Regions from separate parts of the Homo sapiens genome. Here region 1 is linked to region 2. The links are chromatin contacts, found by Hi-C in ENCODE. All regions are on one chromosome and are shown on one strand. Each heading gives the region's core, a stretch centred on a gene start or an enhancer-like site at or near the end of the contact. The rest is flanking DNA. Distances are from core to core; before and after follow the strand shown.

Region 1 (3,447 bases), core at 819-3,318, 440 kb after region 2:
AGCTCCTACGATTCTATTAAAACTTATTTTCTAGTTATAGAGGTAACAGTTCATATCATAAAAAAGTATTTTAAGATAGACGACTCTCAAAGACATTATGCGAAGAGAAATAAGCCAGTCATAAATACTGCATGATTCCTTTCCTCTGAAGTATCTAAAGTAGTCAAAATTGTAGAAACAGAAAGTAGAAAGGAAGTTCCCAGAAAGGGGTGGGAGCAATTAGTGTTTAGTGGATGTAGTGTGTTGACAAAATACCAAACCCTGTAAAACATTTACAGAGGTTAATTCTGAGCCAGCACGAGTGGCCATGCCCAGGGAACAGTTTCAAGAGGTTCTGAGAAGGCATGCCCAAGATGGTCAGATTACAGCTTGGTTTTATACATTTTAGGGTGACGGAAGTTACAGACAAAGATACAAATTAATGCATGTAAGGTGTACATTGGTTCAACCTGGAAAGTGAGGACATCTCAAAGTGGAAGTGGAAGGTGGGTAAGGTGCTTACAGGTCATAGGCAGATTCAAAGATTTTCTGATTGGTAATTAGTTGAAAGAATTAAGCTTTGTCTAAAGACTTGAAGTCTAGAAAGAAATGCTTGAATTAAGATAAGGGGGATTGCAGAAGCCAAGGTTCTTATTACGTAGATGAAGCCTCCAGGTAGCAGCCTTCAGAGAGAATAGATGGCAAATGTGTCTTTTCAGACCGTAAAAGGTGTCAAGGCCAGGCCCCGTGGCTCATGCCTGTCATCCCAGCACTTGGTGAGGCTGAGGCAGGCAGATCACCTGAGGTCAGGAGTTTGAGACTAGCCTGGCCAACATGGTGAAACCCCATCCCTACTAAAAACGCACACATTAGCTGGGTGTGGTGGCACATGCCTGTAGTGCCAGCTACTTGGGAGGCTGAGGCAGGAGAATTGCTTGAACTCAGGAGGTGGAGGTTGCAGTGAGCCAAGATCATGCCACTGCACTCCAACCTGGGTGACAGGGCAAGAGTTTATCTCCAAAAAAAAAAAAAAAAAAAAACCACACACAAAAAAAACAGGTGTCAGACTCTTAGTTAATCTCTCCTAGATCCAGGAAAGGCCTGGCTGCATTGACAGAAATCCTCTACAGATGCAAATTTCCCCCACAGAAGACTTTGCAGGACCATTTCAAAATATGTCAAAGAAATATATTTTGGGGTAAAATAATTTTATTTTCCTCAAGGTCTACTGTCTGTCATATGATGCTATACCAGAGTCAGGTTGGAATTTTGTATCTTATTGCCACAAAGAGTCTGTTTTGTCAGGCTTAACATGTCTATTGTAATGTTAATGCTGGTCAGTTGTGCCAAAACTCCAAAGGGAAGGTGTAGGTGTGTCCTACCTCCCTTCCCATGATGGCTGGGAATTCAGTTTTTCAGGTTTTTCTGGAGTCCCATTTGCTCAGAGAGGGTCCATTCAATCACTTGGGGAAACTTAGAATTTTATTTTTGTTTTACAAAAGTTTCAGTTTTTCCAGATGAAAAAGTTCTGCAGATCTGTTGCACAACAGTGTGAATGCACCTAACACTGCTGAGCTGTACACTTAAAAAATGGTTAAGGTGGTAAAATTTATTTATTCTTTTATTTGTTTTTAGATGGAGTCTCAGGCTGGAGTGCAGTGGCACAGTCTCGGCTCACTGCAACCTCCGCCTCCCAGGTTCAAGCAATTCTCGTGTCTCAGCCTCCCGAGTAGCTGGGATTATAGGCACACACCACCATGCTAATTTTTTGTGTTTTTAGTAGAGACAGGTTTCTGCCATGTTGCCAGGATGGTCTTGAACTCCTGAGTTCAGGCAATCCGCCCACCTCGGCGTCCCAAAGTGCTAGGATTACAGGGGTGAGTCACCGCGCACAGGAAGGTGGTAAAATTTAATGTCAGAATTTTTTTACCACAATAAAAAAAAAACTTGTTGTAGTATGAGAATAAAGAAGAAATTTTAAACCACTCAAAAGTGAATACCTCAGAGAGAAAATCTCTATTAACCAATGGGAGCTTATCACTATTGATTTTTCAACAGTTAATGAGTGCCCTACCCTGTGGCGCTGTTTCCTGGCAGCAAATAATGAACGTGACAGGCATAGATCCAGCTTTCATTCGTAAGGAAATCAGCAGTTACTTTAAAAGGCAATAGGTTCGGCGGGCGCAGTGGCTCATGCCTGTACTCCCAGCACTTTGGGAGGCCAAGGTGAGTGGATCACAAGGTCAGGAGTTCGAGACCAGCCTGACCAACATGGTGAAACCCAATCTCTACTAAAAATACAAAAATTAGCCAGGCATGGTGGCACGTGCCTGTAATCCCAGCTACTCAGGCGGCTGAGACAGGAGAATTGCTTGAACCCGGGAGGCGGAGGTTGCAGTGCGCTGAGATCATGCCACTGCACTCCAGCCTGGGTGACAGAACAAGACTCTGTCCCCCCAAAAAAAAAAAAAAATAGGCAATAGGTTCTACTGTAAGGGGACACGCAGAGAGGAATAAAAGCATGGAGAAGGGGTGAGGAGATCCTGGTGGAGATGAGGAAAGCATTCCTGAGGAAATGAGGGCTAATCTGAGATTTGAAGGATGAGAAGAAGATGTCTTTTTTTTGTTTTTTTCGGCTAGTCAAGTGAAGCAGTGGGAGTGGAGAAGGAACAAAGAAATCCTTAACTGGTTGTGACTGCACTCGGACCACCTGAGAAGAAGATATGAAGACAAAAAGAAGGCACGGACTTTCTGTTCGGAACATGTGCAAAAGTCTAGGCAATATAAAGCACGCTGCTTAAGATGGGGGAATAGGACACCCACATATGCTGAGGCGGTGCCAGGACCAGGATAGCAGAGGGCTCTGGAACCCATGTCAGTGAGCCTGAACATCTTCCTGCGGGTAGGCTCCTTGACATGGGTTCCAGAGCCCTCTGCTACCCTGGAACCCATGTCAATGAGTCTGAACATCAGTAGGAGAGTCACTAGAGAGCCTGAGTGTAGAGTGGACAAGGTTAGATTCAATTTAAGAAGACCTCTCTGGCTTCAATGTGGAGGATGGATTGAAGGGGCTCACTGCTGGTTGAGGCTGTGACAGTGGGCTCGGTGAGACAAGCACGGGCATAGCCTGTTGTTAATAATGTTGTATTTATAGTTTTTGGCTTAAGACTTTTTACTTAATATTTCATATTTAGGGTTTTCCCATTTCATTAAAAATTCATTGTAATCATTTTTAATACCTGCTTGGCATTTCATTGTATGGATAATCCATGATTTATTTAACTACTCTTCTATTTTTAAAGGTTGTTTCTGTTTCTTAGTCTAGAATGAGTAGAATTAATATTTTGGTACAAGGATTCTTGTCCACATTTTATAAATATTTTCATAAATATTAAGATTATACTAATCTCTTGCATCAGATGGCAGAAGAGGTGGCGGCAATGTTACCAAAGGAGTGTGTGTGTGTGT
Region 2 (3,782 bases), core at 57-2,556:
AAGCGATTCTCCTGCCTCAGCCTCCCGAGTAGCTGAGACTACAGGCGTGTGCCACCATGCCCGGCTAAGTTTTTGTATTTTTAGTAGAGGCGGAGTTTCACCAGGTTAGCCAGGATGGTCTTGATCCCCTGACCTTGTGATCTGCCCGCCTTGGCCTCCCAAAGTGCTGGGATTACAGGCGTGAGCCACCGTGCCTGGCCGAAAGTGAGACTTTTAATAACGGCCTTACAAGATTGGGTGTCTGGTAGACAGGCACATTCAGGGCAGTTACAGCAGGTAATTTATCTCCTAGCACGCAAGTCCCTCCCCCAGTTCCTCATTGGCTGAGTACTATGGGGTTAACAATCTTTCCAGACATCACCTAAGTTTCATTATCCCCCTTATAAGGTTATACCCCATCCCCTTCCCCACTTGAGTTTTGATTTTCCAATAACAAACTTTCTTCCTTTTTATGGGCTGACCCCTCCTCTACATTCTGTTCACTTATTAAGACTTTCTAGGTGCATGAGCCGTGTGGTTTGTTACATTTGCAGGCTGGCTGCCGGTACTTAGATTTATCATGGCTTGAAAATGAACCATTTAAAATGTTTTCTCACAATCCTTCAGATATTAGTAATGGTAGAGTCCATCTTTGACCCTCTTCCCACTCTATCCTCACCCTTGATGATCAGCCACCATCATGGCTTTGATATGCATCTATGTTGATGACTCTGAAATCTTTATCTTCAGCCCAGATTGTTCTAGACGTCAGACCCATCCAGCCAACTGCCTCTAAACACTCCCCACACAGATGGTTCCAACTTGGCATGTCCTGTGCTGAGCTCCTCATCCTTCCCCAGAGTCACATCTTCTCCGTGATGTGTGTATCAGTGAGTGGTGTCACCAGTTACCCAAGTAGACACGTTGGTATCATCCTTGCCCTCTCTGTGCCTCTCGCCCTACTTAGCCAGTCAGCTGGCTAGAGTGCGCTGATTCTGCCACCTGTGTGCCTCAAACCCTCCAGTGATTATTCGCTGCCTTCAGGCAAAAGCATGGATGCCGTAGCTTGCAAAGCGAGGCCCGCTGTGCTCCAGCCTCATCTTCTGCCACCCTGCCCTTTGCATTCAGCTCCTGTCCTGGGCCACATTTCCTCTAGTCCATGGGCCTTTGAACCTTTTGATGCTGCTGTCTAAACCGTTGTGCCTCCAGATTCACCTGGCCTGTTAGGATTCTGTAGACGTCAAGCTATGTGAGAAGCTGTTTCTGTCATATCTCAAACCCTAAGCCTTACTTGGATTAGTGTTCCTCTGGGTTGCAGAGAACGTCCAGGGCTTATGGTGTCAAAGCATTTACCACTTCCTGAGGTCATTTCCTGTTTTCTTTGTCATCTCCTCTATTCTACTTAATGTTTCTCTAGGGCAGGGACTGTTTCTTACTTTGGTATTTCCAGAGCTTAGCCCATAATAAAAATATCATTATCAATAATATTACTAATAATATTATTAATTACTAATATTATTAATTATTAAAAGCGATTATAAATACAAGTCGGCAGCCTCATCTCCCGCCACCCTGCCCTTTTCATTCAGCTCCTATCATGGGCCACATTTTCTGTAGCGCTTGGGCCTTTGCACTTGCTGATGCTGCTGTCTGACACGATGTGGTCTGTTCACCTGGTCCTCCTTACCATTCGTGCATTCATTCAGAAGGCATTAATAAATACCTTTAGGGACTTGTCCTAAGGCTGCACAACAAAGGCTTTTTAAGCAGTTACATGTGCCAGGCACTGTGCTAAGTCCTTAGTTTCATTTTCTTGTTTACTCCTTACAGCAACTCCAAAAGGTAGGTGCTGTTGTTACTCCTGTTAAGCAGCTGGGGAATGTTAAGGTTTAGATTTGACCAAAGTCACAGAGCTGGCAGATGGCAAAGCCAAAACAGACACTGAGCTGTCTCTGACTCCAGCCCCCGTGCTCGCTGCCTTTCTGCAGTGTGTGGCCTTCATGCCCAGTGGTATCTGAATAAATCCCTTCCAAATGAAGCGTGAATAGTGAGGAGGGACTGCCGTCAGGGTGTGGAGGCAGAGTGCCAAACAGGCTGTTTCTTTGCTTGCCGTGTACTGGTCATCGTCTGCTCCATGGCTACTAGCCACAGGCCGAAAGCTGAGAATCTCTTGCTCAGGAAGAAGGAGAGAATAGAAATTTGTGAGGTACCAGCAGTTTCTGCTACAGGTATCTTCTGAAAGCAGATGGCATTCATCTGGGCTTTCAGTAAGATTTCATTGTATAGTCAAAGGTAAGAAAGCCTTTACAGTCAGAACAACATAAGCAAAACTATAGAGATAAGAGTGCGTGGCTCATTTGGGGACAGTGAATGGTCTAGTGTGGCTAGAGAGATGCGATCAGGCCTTCTCCTGGGCTGCCAGCTCAGCCCCTTTCCCCTAGAATTAGGAGCTGCCAGAGCCAGAGGTGCAGAGAATATGAAGTAATTCAGAATTTTTCCTTGTTTCTTCCTTTAGTGTGTCTTTTGATGACATTTCTAGTTGCTATTGTCAGCCTTTCAGAAAAGAGAATTCAGTTAAATGTAAGAGATCATAGATCTTGATCTGCCTAAAAATACTCTTCTGCCAGTTTGCTGTCATACCTGAAATTTCTATGACTGACTAGTCTTTTGAGTTATTTCCAGCAAATTAGATAGTTCCTGTCCTCATGAGGGTTGGGGGCAATAAGATCCTGGAAGGGAAGTAGAAAGCAGTGTGGTTTGCTGGACCAGTGTGTTAGCGTTGATGCTAGTGACAGTCATCAGTCATGGTCCTGGCCATGGTCGCTCCATGCCAGGGTTCCAAGACCTGTGGCCTCCCCAGCACTGCCATTGCCACCATTTCTGCAACCATGCATTCTCTTCCCTTATTGTCTGGGGTCAAGTAGCTGCAATGTTAAGTTTTCAGGAAAATTAGCTTTATCAGTTTAGGTTTATATGGCTTTGTTGTCCTTTGATATGTTGTGATTTCTTTTCACTTGGTGTTTACTTTCTCTCCTTCATTGCAGAAGTAATCCATCCTGTACCAGCATATCATTGCAAGCACCAAATGCTTTTGCTTTGATTTTGACATTTAGTGCTTTATAAGAAATTGGATTTGTTTCTTTGAGTAGGAAAGTAATTTTTTTTTTTTTTTTTTGTGAGACAAGAGTCTCACTCTGTCACCTAGGCTGGAGTGCAGTGGCATGATCTTGGCTCACTGCAACCTCCACCTCCCAGGTTCAAGCAATTCTCTTGCCTCAGCCTCCAGGTAGCTGGGATTACAGGTGCCCAGCACCACACCTGGCTAATTTTTGTATTTTTAGTAGAGACGCGGTTTCACCATGTTGGCCAGGCTGGTCTCAAACTCCTTACCTCAAGTGATCTGCCCACCTCAGCCTCCCAAAATGCTTGGGATTACAGGCATGAGCCACCACACCTGGCTGAGTAGGCAAGTAATTAAATCTAATGTGAAGAAATAAAAATGTGAATTTAGAGTATGCATTTGTTAATGTAAGGGCCCAAGCTTTCTGGTAAATAAAGTGAAGAATGAATCTAAACAATAACAGTTCTACAGATTAAAATTAAATTTTTCTTACAGTATTGCATTTCTTGAGTATTGTTACACATGAAGCAACTTAATAGCCAAATTATTTGATTTCATGGTGTAAATAATATGTCTGAGTTTGAAGAAGTTCTGGATTTTCTTACCAACTTTTCATGGTACAGATAGTACTGCTGTTACTCTGAGTTCTTAGAATAAATGTTGAAGTGCAGTAAATGTATCG

What was found. Hi-C counts contacts between places; a loop is a spot of excess contacts on that map. Pooled maps may share reads with other maps.
Region 1: a loop to region 2 is called in a map of esophagus muscularis mucosa, with 2.4 times the contacts of the local background. The contact joins two enhancer-like sites. A Hi-C loop is called at or near these places in 1 of 168 maps with a recorded cell type or tissue (esophagus muscularis mucosa) and 1 of 50 pooled maps.

The regions. Positions count from the first base shown.
Region 1 is chr4:185,108,608-185,112,054 of GRCh38, forward strand. No RefSeq gene overlaps it. Among named protein-coding and RNA genes, the nearest start is that of SLC25A4, 33 kb to the right of the region's middle. RefSeq lists an enhancer at 873-1,511. Within about 2 kb of position 2,069, at least 6 of the 41 ENCODE cell types and tissues checked have a DNase peak (open chromatin) inside an H3K27ac peak, as active enhancers do.
Region 2 is chr4:184,667,410-184,671,191 of GRCh38, forward strand. The region is part of intron 6 of PRIMPOL (primase and DNA directed polymerase); the gene reads left to right. Among named protein-coding and RNA genes, the nearest start is that of PRIMPOL, 20 kb to the left of the region's middle. Within about 2 kb of position 1,307, at least 4 of the 41 ENCODE cell types and tissues checked have a DNase peak (open chromatin) inside an H3K27ac peak, as active enhancers do.